Regions from separate parts of the Mus musculus genome. Here region 2 is linked to region 1. Evidence: chromatin loops called from intact Hi-C (ENCODE). Cell type or tissue: left cerebral cortex. All regions are shown on one strand.

The links. Peaks named below come from ENCODE experiments on the same cell type or tissue, not always from the same donor. Only the 100,000 strongest peaks of a DNase experiment are listed, where the experiment ranks them.
Region 2: it touches region 1 in a loop (36-fold over the local background); 11 of 42 quality-filtered maps call a loop at or near these places.

The regions. Positions count from the first base shown.
Region 1 is chr19:13,495,523-13,503,522 of GRCm38, reverse strand. Olfr1477 (olfactory receptor 1477) reads right to left here and starts at 2,977. Exons shown (of 2, transcript NM_146696.2): 1 at 2,851-2,977; 2 at 231-1,203. The coding sequence starts at 1,178. The coding sequence ends at 231. In left cerebral cortex, no CTCF peak of the experiment used is centred here; no DNase peak of the experiment used is centred here.
Region 2 is chr19:13,579,204-13,587,203 of GRCm38, reverse strand. Olfr1484 (olfactory receptor 1484) reads right to left here and starts at 1,898. Exons shown (of 1, transcript NM_146291.1): 1 at 951-1,898. The coding sequence starts at 1,898. The coding sequence ends at 951. In left cerebral cortex, no CTCF peak of the experiment used is centred here; no DNase peak of the experiment used is centred here.

The DNA.
Region 1 (8,000 bases):
GCAAACAATATCACAATTCAGAGGAAATATTTACTAAACAGCAGATAACACATGAAGTGTGGTCAGTATTGGGTATCCTAATATCTAGGATTACAGTCTAATTTTTTAAATTAAAGCCCCTAATTTCTATGATAACATATCCAACATTTGCTGTATATTGTCTGAATCTAAAAGGAATACACAGAAAATACATATAAAGAATATGCCCGGAACTACAATACACTTTGTAGTTAATTGATTAATCCCAGTGAAAGCACTGCTTTTCCAGCAACCTTCTTGAATGCATTCTTGACTTCTTTATTTCTCAGGCTATATACAAGAGGGTTCAGCATGGGAATGACCATGGTGTAGAAAACAGATGCCATCTTGTCAGTGTCCATGGAGTGATTGGAGCTGGGCTGTAAGTACATGAAGATAATTGTTCCATAGAAGATGGAAACAGTGGTAAGGTGGGATGCACAGGTGGAAATGGCCTTCTTCCTGCTCTCAGCAGAGCGCATTCTCACAATTGCAACAGAAATTAGTAAGTAAGAGGTCAATATAACCAATAGTGAAAAAGCCACATCAAATCCTGCCAACATGAAGAGTATAATTTCATTTGTGCGAATACTGGAGCAAGAAACAGCTAATAGTGGGGGGATATCACAGAAGAAGTGATTGACTACATTAGAACGACAGAAGGAAAGATGGAATGTGAAGGAAACATGGATGGAAGAGTGTAAGAGTCCACTCAAGTAAGATCCAACAAGAAGCAAGACACATATCGTAGTTGTCATAGTAGTGGAGTAATGCAAAGGTTTGCACACTGCTGCATGACGGTCATAGGCCATTGAGGCCAGGATAAAATTCTCAGTAATAGCAAAGGCTACAAAGAAGAACATCTGGGCAGCACATGCATTGTAGGATATGATCTTATTTCCTGTGAGAAAACCTTCCATCACCTTGGGGGTGACAGCTGAGGCATAAACACAGTCCACCAGAGAGAGGTTACTGAGGAAAAAGTACATGGGAGTGTGGAGTCTGGAGTCCAGCAGAATCAGCATTATCATCCCAAGATTCCCAAACAATGTTGTCAAGTAAATGAGAGTAAAGATGATAAATAAAGGAGTTTGCAGGAATGGTGCATCTGTTAACCCAACAAGAATAAATTCTGATAGTTCTGAAATATTCTGCATCATTTTTTATGGAAATTATAACAGACTCCTAGGATGAAATAAAAAAAATTTTGTATTTGGACATCAGCAAGCGATTTTAAATATGTTCACATTGTCTTATTCATGTGTCAGCATCCTGTACAGTATGAAATGATCTCATCTGAATTCTGGGTGGGAATGACCTAAAGGAAGTTATTTACCTGGAAATGGGTCAAATGGAAACTTACTTTATTGCTCTCAATATGCATCCCTATTGTAAATATAGGTCTTATTTCAGGTTGTCAGGTTGTTTTTTTTTTTTTTTTTTGGTAAATGAAAATAGATTTTTCATTAACACACAAAGAACTATTTTGTCTTCAAAAATCTTACAAATGTATTTTCTGAGATGTGCATCAGAATCTTTGAAACAAGTACAATATAGGTACGTGCAATTATTCTTTGTTTTTTGTTAGTAACAAACCCTATCTGTTGTGTTTTCCATCTCTAACACTTCCATCAAGTTTACCATACAAGCTGTGGCTATGAAGTAATTTTAGGTGCTGCTTCATGAGTACTCAGTTTTATATCTAAGTTGCTAAGCTCTTTCATTACATTTTTTCCTTTTAAAATTGAACTAAATGATAACTTCCTGATGTATGAAACATGTTCATTATAAAGTTTAAATATATCAGTTGTCATTTATTTAACAATCTAAGGTCATAGTTTTTCAAAATTAGAATTATTTTAAATGCTTTCATTACTTCTAATGAGCTTCATTTTCTTTTACACATTTTTGCTATTTTCTATTACTGCCACACAAGTTTGTTATATTTGGGTATGAGGGAGAATAAGGTAAACACTAATGGATAGCTATCTTTGCTCTTTCTACATAATGTGTAACCTCAAATACAGTATATTACAAGGTGCATCTTTTTGTACCACTACCGTGGTGGATCATGTAACTCCTGAAAATACAACTGTGATTTCATATGAGGTTACTGAATTGAGACCTACTTCCAACTTGAAAATCTTAGGCACACTTATTTTTCTTCATTAATAATCTCTTATATTCATGGCATCAGATATTATGACCTTATTCATTTAAATAACCAATAGGAAAATCATCCTTTCTCTTCATGGGATATACCTGTACTTACATTAAAATGAATGTGTAATTTTTTGCAAGTATGTAGGATGATAACTATTCAAAATCATGTAAGTCACAGCCATTACCTTTCCAATTTTTGCTTATCTTTACCTCGTGTCTTCTGAATAGCAGCTCATAATACTTATGTCTGAAAGTTGATACTCTCAGGAAAAGGAACCTAGTAAATGATATATTAAATGGATGTTGAAAGTTCTACAACTTTCTGAAATTGAAAGTGAGATGAGGTTTTCTGATACTGTAGAATATTTTAAATATTAGAAAATTAGAACATGGTCTCCCTCTAGAATGAAACCATCACTTCAAGATCAAAAAGAATTTAGAGTTGAATTCTGGCTTTTCTGATGCATCATGGTTGTAAGTAGAGCAATGGGTCAAGAGTGAGATTATAAGTAAATAAATAATCATGGCTCCCTGGACCTGCTGCTTTACCTTTATAGATATTAAATTTACTCTTTTTTGATTGCACCTATGAATCAAAACAAAAATAACTTGGTATTTTATATCCATTTACAGTTTTGCCTACATATATTTACATATTTTAATACTTACTGTTGTCCTAAGAATAGAAAAATAGGAGTAAAACGGAAGGCTGTGTGATATCTCCTATCCAGAACACTGACCTAACACACATAACTAGGAAATCATATTGTTCTCCTCCCTCCACAGCTAGAGCTCTGCTGTGAAATGGAATTTTATCTTATAATATTGCCAATATAATAATATAACCAGGAGCTATACTTGTATCTCACAGGGGCGAAATACACATGAGTAGGTGTCTCTAGAGCATAATGAGCTCATATTGGCTTTTAGATCAACCTTGATGGAGATTGCAGAAGATAGTGTTTGCATATTGTTTAAAAGTACTTATGAAGACATTGGATAATATATACTTATATGAAAAAGCCTCCAGTTATCACACACAGGTGTCCACATTCACGTTGAACAGAGAAACAACAAACAAAAAACAACTTAAAAGCCCATTATTTTTTTCTTTAAGCAACCTTAGCAACTCATACAAACATTCTGATATCAATTTTCCTCAAAAGTTCAAAGTTAGGACTTTTATTATTTCATTTTAAGTATTATAAAGAAGATACTCATGTTATTCTTATCACATAAAACATTATTTGGATATATGCATTCTAATTTTTTTACTTTTAATTATTCAGTTTATATCCTGCATACTGACCCCCTTTTTGTCACAACCTCTTACAGTCCTTCCCCCATTCCTCCTACCCTTCTCTTCTGATCAGGTGGTGACCACTGGGTATCCCCCACCCTGCCATTTCAAGTCTCCGTGAGGCTAGGCATTTCCTCTCCCACAGAGGCCAGGCAATAACGCCCAGCTAGAAGAACACATCCTACATACAATCAACAGCTGTTGGGATAGTTCATGTTCCTGCTCTTCAAGACCCACATGAAGTCCAAGCTCTACATATGCTACATATGTGCAGAGAAGCCTAGCTCCAGCCCTGTATGTTCTTTGGTTATTGGTTCATACTCTGAGAGCCCCAAGTGTCCAGGTTAGTTGATTCTATTAATATTCCTACAAAATTCCTATCCCTTATGAACTGCAATCCTTCCTTGTATTCTTCCATAAGGGTCTTCAAGCACCTTGAGACTTCCTACAGTCTTCTCCAGGGCTGGCCGGGTGACTTTCCCTAACAACCTATTCACATATTCTCCACAAATCTCCAGACCTAGATTGAGTCCCACACACAGTGTCCTAGCCATGTGTGGCTATCCCTCCTCCCACAGGATTCTCCTACATCATATCTGAATTCCTTCAAGTTATATGGAACCCCATATTCCAGCCATGGAAAAGTAAGCAAATCATGAATACCATGTCAATCCCTTCTGTCCATGTGACTTTACTTCATGCAATCATTTTCCAGTTTCTAGGCTCAAGCTGTTAGATTCTTTCTGCCATTCCCTCCACTATATTTCCTGGGCCTCAGAGAGAGCATATGAGTGTACTTTTTAGAATGTATGCTTCTGAAGTACTGTTGTCCTTGAAAGTGACATAGTGGAGGAAAACCTGCAAATATGTGGTATGGACCTATACAACTTTCACATCAACAACACCTATATCCAAGGAAACATTTTATGATTTAGAGAATCTTCTTTCACATCTGTGGAACTCTGCTGTGGAACATAATCTAGTCTTGTGCTTTACATTTTAAATTTAGAAGTGACAAGATTTGCAAATATCTCATTGGGAACAATGATATGGGAGTGGCTGTCTCTAGAGTTTCATGATCCTACACCAGCCATCCAAACTAACACTTCAGAGAGAAAGAAAGAAAGAAAGAAAGAAAGAAAGAAAGAAAGAAAGAAAGAAAGAAAGAAAGAAAGAAAGAAAGAAAGAAAGGAAGATTTTCACATTTTGTCTGGGAGGGTTTGTGAGTATGTTGGGAATGAGAATTTCAGGGAATAGAGCCTGAAATTATCAAGACAGCTGGGCTACAGAGAAGTTAGGCAGAAAAATAACATCAAACTTAATTGAAATCTCATAATATATGGCAGCACACTTTTTTCTATCATTATTATTATTATTATTATTATTATTATTATTATTATTATTATTATTATATGGTTATTGCTTAAAATTTTAAATGTAAATATATTTGATCATATTCTCCCCATCTTTCAAGATATCTTTCACACAGGGCCTTTGTACTTCCGAAGCATAAATTTTTTTTCAACTTTTTTTTTTGTTGTTGTTAAAAAAATCTCCACTCTTGTTTTTAAAACCACAATCTGCTTTGGTTTTTTATTATTAGTATTAATATTAATATTAAAATATAATTTTTATAGATAGAGGTACAGTGTATAATTTGCCAATATAATGTAGACACATATGATGAATAATCATTTTTAGGTATAGTTTGTATATTTATTACCTTATATATCTATCATTTTGGGTTTTGAGAACATTAAACAGTTTAATTTCCATTATTAAAATAATACAATAATATATTACGTAGCTAAACACACAGATCATTTATTTCCTTGAAAAATGAAGAGAAATGATTGTTTATCAGATCTCAAGTCCCACAGTGAAACTTTCAGTAGCCTTAGAATCACAGCTCATTGACACACTGAAATCTGCCTGGGAAGTTTATTTTCAGAGATGTATACCTAAGTAAAACTTGGATATGTAATATTAATAGAGAAATTAGTTTTAAGAAGAGAAAATGATTTAAAGTCAGATTTTAAAGAGAGAAAAAAAAGTACTCTAAGAACACTGAGTTAAGAAGACTGATATGAGAAGTAAAAGCTTCTCAAAGAACAGTAGCATTACAGTGTGTGTGTGTGTGTGTGTGTGTGTGTGTGTGTGTGTGTGTGTGTGTTCTTCCAAGCCCCCCCCCTCTCTCTCCTACCCCAAAATATGTCTTATTGCAAGGGCAAAAGGGATTTTTGTTTCAGTAAACACAGTTAGAGGGTGGATTTGAAAGTAATATTATTCAGAAGAGTAAGGTATGCAGAACATTAAGATGTATCATATCAATGCTATGTAGCCTATGAAGAACATTAAGATGTATCATATCAATGCTATGTAGGCACATTATAGTTACTGTCTTTGAGAGTTTAATTGAAGTGTCTCTGTAAATGTACCCTTTGATATAAGTAAGTAGTTTACTTAACCTCTTTGACAAGATACCTTTGAAAAACATGTTTTGTATCTGAGACTCATTGATCTTACCAACAATGTTCCCTGTCTTTTTTCCACAGCAAAAGAAGATTACATCTTAGCTGTAGCCTCCTACCTCATTCATATCTTTCCTCCCATTACCATAAGTCCTTAAATGAGTGTTATTAGTCACTTTTCTGTTGCTTTGATAAAACATCATGACTAAAAAAAAATTATAGAGAAAAGAGTTTGTTTAGGTTTATAGTTCCAGGGTGTTAGATTCTACAGTGGTTGGAGAAAACACTGCTTATGCACATAAACATACAAACACACACATACACACACGCACACACACACACACACACGCACAAAGAGACAGAGAGAGACAGAGAGAGAGAGACTCACACATGCATGCCAAATAAATAAAGCATGATTTGAAAAATGAAAATGCATTATATTAAGTATTTGTAATTGAAAACATCATTGACATGTGGGATTAGCTTTTAAAAAGTCATGAGGATTCATTATGGTCGAGGCCAGCTGTGCACCATCTTGCACAGGAACCCCGCAGAAGATTCAAAAGTCCCCAAAGGACTCTACTCCACAGGGCATCTAGCAGAGCCAGGGCCTCGGGATCACTGGTGAGTAGAAAGCAAAATCAGTTCCAAAGAATCCTGGAGGGTCTTGTGCCAGCAGGAACTAGGACAAAGGAACCCTTCTGATCAGAGGCTGGGATTCGTCCTGGATAGGGCCAGCCCTGGCATCTTCCCTGTGAACCCAGTGGAGCTCGCCAAGGTCCCCAGAGGACTCTCCATGCCACAGACCACCTATCACACCCAGGACCTTGGGATTCCTTGTGATCACATGGGCAGCAGAAGCAACAAAGCTTCTTGGACAGGGTCCCTTTGGGCCTTTATCCTCAACCAGGAGGCAGAGGTGAGACTCAGACCCCAGGGCACCTTCACTGCCAGAGGAGAGTGGGCCTCTGGGGAGGGCTCTGACCCCAGGACTCAGGAAGTGGATCAGAGCTCCAGAGTTCTGGACACTTTCCCTGCTATAGGAGAGTTTACCTGCAGAGAGTGCTCTGACCACTGTTACTCAGGGGAGAGTTGGACTACCCAGGAGTGCTGACAGAGGCTAACAGAAAAACAGGAGGAACACGCTCCAGCCAGAGACAGCTATATCAACTAAGAACAGAGATTAACAGATGGTGAAAGACAAGTGTAAAAGTATTACTAACAGATACCAAGATTATCATCAGAACCCAGTATGCCCACCACAGCGAGACCTGGATACCCCTGGTGGTAGAGGATTTTAAGAAGGGCATTAATAACTCACTTAAAGAAATACAGGAGAACACTGCAAAACAGGTGGAAGCCCTTAAAGAATTACAGGAAAACACTGCTAAACTAGTAGAAGTCATTAAGAGGAAACACACACACACACACACACACACACATACACACACACCCTTAAAGAATTACAGGAAGACACAACCAATCAGGTAATGGAATTGAACAAAACCATCCAAGATCTAAAAATGGATTAGAAACAATGAAGAAAACCTAAAGGGAGACAACTCTGGAGATAGAAATCCTAGGAAAGAAATCAGGAACCATTGATTTGAGCATCAGCAACAGAATGCAAGAGATGGAAGAGAGAACCTGGGGTGCAGAAGATTCTATAGAAAACATGCACATAACAATCAAAGAAAATGCAAAATGCAAAAAGATCCTAATTCAAAACATCCAGAAAATCCAGGACACAATGAGAAGACCAAACCTAAGGATAATAGGTATACATCAGAATGAAGATTTTTCAACTTAAAGGCCCATTAATACCTTCAACAATATTATAGAAGAAATCTTCCCTAACCTAAAGAAAGAAATGCACATGAAATACAAGAGATCCACAGAATTACATATAGACTGGACCAGAGAAGAAATTACTCCCAACACTTTATAATCAGAACAAAGAAGGCACAAAATAAAGACAGAATATTGAAAGCAATAAAGGAAAAAAGGCCAAGTAGCATATAAAGGCAAACCTATTTGAATTACACCAG
Region 2 (8,000 bases), 84 kb before region 1:
GCTAGGTTGACCATATTTCATAAAAGCTCACACAACAATGATCATTTGAGAATCATAAATTTGATCTTAATCAGAGAAAACTAATGTGCTTAAAAATAGATGGGTATAAAAGGAGGGAATGTTAATTGAAAGGGAGTGAATATTGCAAAACATTGTTTGGATCTTTCAAGAAACTAATAAAACATGTAAAAAATTACACTATAACTCTGGTATCTGTTGATGTATTTATCTACCTAGTCATGGTTTGCTATAAAAGTAGCTGTTTTCTGAATAAGATGTACAGAAATGTCTAGTCAACCTAGAGAGCATTCCAACAACATAGAGATAAAACAATTTGTTGCAAGTCTCTCTTGCTGAAACAATGAGTTTTGTCATGGTTATGACTTTACATGGGTATGGGTAAGAAGCTAACTGCAAGAAAATGAGTATATCTGAGAGAGATGCATTATTAGAAAGTCCATCCAGAATGGGTGGCCACTCAGTAAAAATATGAATTGCTATAACCCAATAAGCAATTTTCAGGAAGTGTGGTTTGAGAGACTCGTCTCTATCATTAGTGTGGTATTATGGTTCTATGGACTAACCTATGTGACTCTTATAAAGTTCTGAGCTCAGGAACCTAGTAAGTTTCTTTGGCATCCTGAATCTTAAAGTTTTGACACATCTGTGCATTGTAATTTATTTACTTCTTGAGTCTTATATTCTCCTGAATCTCTCAAGCAAACAATATCTCAATTCAGAGGAAATAATTACAAAACATCAGTTAACACATGAAGTGTGGTGCAGTGTTGGGTATTCAACTATCTGGGATTACAGTCTAGATTTTTAAATTAAATCACCCGATTTCTATGATAACACATCCAAAATTAGCTGTATATTGTTAGAATCCAAAAGGAACACACAGAAAATACATACAAAGAATATGCCCGGAACTACAATACACTTTACAGTTAATTGACTAATCCCAGTGAAAACAATGCTTTTCCAGCAACCTTCCTGACTGCATTCTTGACTTCTTTATTTCTCAGGCTATATACAAGAGGGTTCAGCATGGGAATGACCATGGTGTAGAAAACAGATGCCATCTTGTCAGTGTCCATGGAGTGATTGGAGCTAGGCTGTAAGTACATGAAGATAATTGTGCCATAGAAGATGGAAACAGTGGTAAGGTGGGATGCACAGGTGGAAATGGCCTTCTTCCTGCTCTCAGCAGAGCGCATTCTCACAATTGCAACAGAAATTAGTAAGTAAGAGGTCAATATAACCAATAGGGAAAAAACAACATTGAATCCTGCCAACATGAAGAGTATAATTTCATTTATGTGAATACTGGAGCAAGAAAGAGCTAATAGTGGGGGGATATCACAGAAAAAGTGATTGACTACATTAGAACGACAGAAGGAAAGATGGAATGTGAAGGAAACATGGATGGAAGATTGTAAGAGTCCACTCAAGTAAGATCCAGCAAGAAGCAGGACACATATCGTAGTTGTCATAGTAGTGGAGTAATGCAAGGGTTTGCACACTGCTGCATGACGGTCATAGGCCATTGAGGCCAGAATAAAACACTCAGTAATAGCAAAGGCTACAAAGAAAAACATCTGGGCAGCACATGCATTGTAGGATATGATCTTATTTTCTGTGAGAAACCCTTCTATCACTTTGGGGGTGACAGCTGAGGCATAAACACAGTCCACCAGAGAGAGGTTACTGAGGAAAAAGTACATGGGAGTGTGGAGTCTGGAGTCCAGCAGAATCAGCAAAATCATTCCAAGATTCCCAAACAATGTTGTCAAGTAAATGAGAGTAAAGATGATAAATAAAGGAGTTTGCAGGAATGGTGCATCTGTTAACCCAAGAAGAATAAATTCTGACAGTTCTGAAATATTCTGCATCATTTTTATATGGAAATTATAACAGACTCCTAGTATGAAATAAAAAAAATATATATAGTATTTTGACATCAGCAAGCGATTTTAAATATGTTCACATTCTCTTATTCATGTGTCAGCATCCTGTACAGTGTGAAATGATCTCATCTGAATTCTGGGTGGGAATGACCTAAAGAGAGTTACTTACCTGGTAATTGGTCAAATGGAAACTTACTTTATTGCTTCCAATATGCATCGCTATTGTAAATATAGGTCTTATTTCAGTTTTTTTTTTTGAAATTGGAAATAGTTTTTTCATTAACACACAAAGAACTATTTTGTTTCCAAAAATCTTACAAATGTATTTTCAGAGATGTGCATCAGAATCTTTGAAACAAGTGCAATATAGGTACGTGCAATTATTCTTTGCTTTTTGTTAGTAACAAACCCTATCTGTTGTGTTTGCATCTCTAACACTTCCATCAAGTTTACCACACTAGCTGTGGCTATGCAGTAATTTTAGGTGCTGCTTCTTGAGTACTCAGTTTTATATCTAAGTTGCTCAGCTCTTTCATTCCATTTTTTCCTTTTAAATTTGAACTAAATAATAACTTCCTGATGTATGAAACTTGTTCATTGTAAAGTTTAAATACATCACAGTTTTCCTTTATTTAACAATCTAAGGTCATAGTTTTTCAAAATTAGAATTATTTTAAATGCTTTCATTACTTCTAATGGACTTTATTTTATTTTACACATTTTGCTATTTTCTATTACTGCGACACAAGTTTGTTATATTTGTGTTTGAGGGAGAATAAGGTAAACACTAAAGGATAGCTATCTTTGCTCTTTCTACATAATGTGTAACCTCAAATATAGTATATTACAAGGTGCATCTTGTTGTACCATTACTGTGATTGATCATGTAACACCTGAAAATGAAATTATGATTTCATATGAGGTTCCTGAATGGAGACCTATGTCCAACTTGAAAATCTTAGGCACACTTATTTTTCTTCATTAACAATCTCTTATATTCAAGGCATCAGATAATAAAACCTTATTAATTTAAATAACCAATAGGCAAATCATCCTTTCTCTTCATGGGATTTACCCGTACTTATATTAAAATTATTCTGTAATTTTTTGCAAGTATGTAGGAAGATAACTATTCAAAATCATGTAAGTCATAGCCACTACATTTCCAACGCTTGCTTATCTTTACCTGGTATCTTCTGAATAGCAGCTCATAATATTTATGTCTGAAAGTTGATTCTCTCAGGATTAGGAACCTAGTAAATGATATATTAAATGGATGTTGATAGTTCTACAACCTTCTGAAATTAAAGTGAGCTGGGTTTTCTGATCCTGTAAAATATTTCAAAGATTAGAAAATTAAAACATGGTCTCCCTCTAGAATAAATCCATCACTCCAAGATCAAAAGACTGTAGAGTAGAATTCTGGCTTTTCTAATGCATCATGTTTGTAAGAAGAGCAATGTGTCAAGAGTGATATTATAAATGAATAATCATAGCTCCCTGGACCTGCTGCTTTACCTTTTTAGATATTAACTTTACTCTTTTTTGTTTGCACCTATCAATCAAAACAAAAACCTTGGTATTTTATGTCCATTTACAGTTGTGCCTACATATTTTTACATATTTTTAATACTTACTGTTGTCCTAGGAACAGAAAAATAGGATTAAAAAAGAATGCTGTGTGATATTTCCTATCCAGAACACTGACCTAACATACATAACTTGGAAAGCATATTGTTCTACTCCCTCCACAGCTAGAGCTCTGATGTGAAATGGAATTTTGTCTTATAATATTGCCAATATAATAATATAACCAGGAGCTATACATGTATCTCACAGGGGCAAAATACACATGAGTATGTGTCTCTAGAGCATAATGAACTCACATTGGCTTTTAGATCAACCTTGATGAAGATTGCAGAAGATAGTGTTTGCGTATTGTTTAACAGTACTTATGAAGTCATTGGGGAATATATAGTTATATGAAAAAGCCTCCAGTTATCAAACACAGGTGTCCACATTCAGGTTGAAAGGAGAAACAACAAACAAAAAAACAACTTAAAAGCCCATTAATGTTTTTCCTTAAGCAACCTTAGAAACTCATAAAAGCATTCTGATATCAATTTTCCTCAAAAGTTCAGAGTTAGGACTTTCATTATTTCATTTTAAGTATTATAAAGAAGATACTCGTTATTCTTATCACATGAAACATTATTTGGATATATGTGTTTTTATAACATTTTTACTTTTAATTATTCAGTTTATATCATCCATACTGACCCCCTCTTTGTCACAACCTCTTACAATCCTTCCCCCATTCCTCCTCCCCTTCTCTTCTGAGCAGGTGGTGACCCCTAGGTATCCCCCACCCTGGCATTTCAAGTCTCCGTGAGGCTAGGCATTTCCTCTCCCTCAGAGGCCAGACAATAAAGTCCAGCTAGAAGAACATATCCTACATACAAGCAACAGCTGTTGGGATAGTTCATGTTGCTGCTCTTCAATACCCACATGAAGTCCAAGCTCTACATATGCTACATATGTGCAGACAAGCCTAGCTCCAGCCCTGTATATTCTTTGGTTATTGGTTCATACTCTGAGAGCCCCAAGTGTCCACGTTCATTGATTCTATTAATCTTCCTACAAAATTCCTATCCCTTATGAACTGCAATCCTTCCTTCTATTCTTCCATAAGGGTCTCCAAGCACCTTGAGACTTCCTACATTCTTCTCCAGGGCTGGCCAGGTGACTTTCCCTAACAACCTATTCACATATTCTCCACAAATCTCCAGACCTAGATTGAGTCCCACACACAGTGTCCTAGCCATGTGTGGCTATGCTTCGTCCCACAGGATTCTCCTACATCATATCTGAATTCCTCCAAGTTATATGGAACCCCATATTCCAGCCATGGAAAAGTAAGCAAATCATGAACACCATGTCAATCCCTTCTGTCCATGTGACTTTACTTCATGCAATTATTTTCCAGTTTCTAGGCTTAAGCTGTTCGATTCTTTCTGCCATTCCTTCCACTGTATTTCCTGGGCCTCAGAGAGAGCATATGAGAGTACTTTTTAGGATGCATGCTTCTGAAGTACTGTTGTCCTTGAAAGTGACATAGTGGAGGAAAAGCTGCAAATATGTGGTATGGACCTGTAAAACTTTCACATCAACAGCACCTATATCCAAGGAAACATTTTCTGATTTAGAGAATCTTCTTTCACATCTGTGGAACTCTGCTGTGGAACATAATCTAGTCTTGTGCTTTACATTCTAAATTTAGAGGTGACAAGATTTGCAAATATCTTATTGGGAGCAATGACATGGGAGTTGTTGTCTCTAGAGTTTCATGATCCTACACCGACCATCCAAACTAACACTTCTGGAGCCTGTTAACATTTTGTCTGGGTTTATGAGTATGTTAGGGAAGAGAATTTCAGGGAATAGAGCCTGAAATTATCAAACCAGCTTGACTACAGACAAGTTAGGCAGAAAAATAACATCAAAGTTAATTGAAATCTCATAATATATGACAGCATACTTTTTTCTATTGTTATTATTATTATATGTTTGTTGCTTAAAATTTTAAATTTTATTATATTTGATCATATTCTCCCTGTCTTTCAAGATATATCTTTCACATAAGAGCCTTTGTATTTCCTAAGCATACATTTTTAAAAATTATTTTGTTAAAAAAATCCACTTTTGTTTTTAAAACCACAATCTGCGTTGTTTTTTCTTAAAATATTAATTTTAAAAATATATTTTTATAGATAGAGGTACAGTGTATAATTTGCCAATATAATGTAGATACATATGATGAATAATAATTTTTAGGTATAGTTTGTATATTTATTACATTATATATCTATCATTTTGGACTTTGAGTACATTAAACAGTTTAATTTCCATTATTAAAATAATACAATAATATATTATGTAGCTAAACTACACAGATCATTTATTTCCTTGAAAAATTAAGAAAACTGATTGTTTATCAGATCTTATGTCCCACAGTGAAACTTTCAGTAGCCTTAGAATCACAGCTCCTTAACACACTGAAATCTGCCTGGGAAGTTTATTTTCAGAGGTATATACCTAAGCAAAACTTGAATATGTAACATTAATGGGGAAATTAGTTTCAAGAAGAGAAAAGGTTTTAAAGTCAGATTTCATAAAGTGAGAAAAAAAGTACTCTAAAAACACTGAGTTAAGAAGCCTGATATGAGAAGTAAAAGCTTCTCAAAGAACAGTAGCATTACAGTATGTACGTGTGTGTACCTGTGTGTGTTTTTCCAAGGCCTTCCTCTCTCTCTCTCTCTCTCTCTCTCTCTCTCTCTCTCTCTCTCTCTCTCTCCTACCCCAAAATATGTCTTATAGCAAGGACAAAAAGAATTTTTGTTTCAAAACACAGTTACAAGTTGGATTTGAAGGGAATATTATGCAGAAGAGTAGGGTATGAAGAACATTAAGATGTATCATATCAATGCTATGTAGTGTATGAAGAACATTAAGATTTATCATATCAATGCTATGTAGGCACATTATAGTTACTGTCTTTGATAGTTTAATTGAAGTGTCTCTGTAAATGTACACTTTGATATAAGTAAGTAGAATTTGCTTAACCTCTTTGACAAGATACCTTTGAAAAACACATTTTATTTCTGAAACTCACTGATCTTTACCAGCCCTGTATGTTCTTTGGTTATTGGTTCATACTCTGAGAGCCCAAAGTGTCCAGGTTCGTTTATTCTATTAATCTTCCTATGAAATTCCTATCCCTTATGAACTGCAATCCTTCCTTCTATTCTTCCATAAGGGTCTCCAAGCACCTTGAGACTTCCTACAGTCTTCTCCAGGGCTGGCCAGGTGACTTTCCCTAACAACCTATTCACATATGCTCCACAAATCTCCAGGCCTAGATTGAGTCCCACACACAGTGTCCTAGCCATGTGTGGCTATCCCTCCTCCCACAGGATTCTCCTACATCATATCTGAATTCCTTCAAGTTTTATGGAACCCCATATTCCAGCCATGGACAATAAAGCAAATCATGAACACCATGTCAATCCCTTCTGTCCATGTGACTTTACTTCACACAATCATTTTCCAGTTTCTAGGCTCAAGCTGTTAGATTCTTTCTGCCATTCCCTCCACTATATTTGCTGGGCCTCAGAGAGAGCATATGAGTGTACTTTTTAGCATGCATGCTTCTGAAGTACTGTTGTCCTTGAAAGTGACATAGTGGAGGAAAAGCTGCAAATATGTGGTATGGACCTATAAAACTTTCACATCAACAGCACCTATATCCAAGGAAACATTTTATGATTTAGAGAATCTTCTCTCACATCTGTGGAACTCTGCTGTGGAATATAATCTAGTATTGTGCTTTACATTTTAAATTTAGAAGTGACAAGATTTGCAAATATCTCATTGGGAGCAATGATATGGGTGTGGCTGTCTCTAGAGTTTCATGATCCTACACCAGCCATCCAAACTAACACTTCAGAAAGAAAGAAAGAAAGAAAGAAAGAAAGAAAGAAAGAAAGAAAGAAAGAAAGAAAGGAAGGAAGGAAGGAAGGAAGGAAGGAAGGAAGATTTTCACATTTTGTTTGGGAGGGTTTATGAGTATGTTGGGAAAGAGAATTTCAGGGAATAGAGCCTGAAATTATCGAGACAGCTGGGCTACAGAGAAGTTAGGCAGAAAAATTACATCAAACTTAATTGAAATCTCATAATATATGGCAGCACACTTTTTTCTATTATTATTATTATTATTATTATTATTATTATTATTATTATATGGTTATTGCTTAAATTTTTAAATTTAAATATATTTGTTCATATTCTCCCCGTCTTTCAAGATATCTTTCACACAGGGCCTTTCAACTGTTTTTTTGTTAAAAAAATCTCCACTTTTTGTTTTTAAAACCACAATCTGCTTTGGTTTTTTCACTATTAATATTAATGTTAAAATATAATTTTTATAGATAGAGGTACAGTGCATAATTTGCCAATATAATGTAGATACATACGATGATTAATCATTTTTTGGTATAGTTTGTATATTTATTACCTTATATATCTATCATT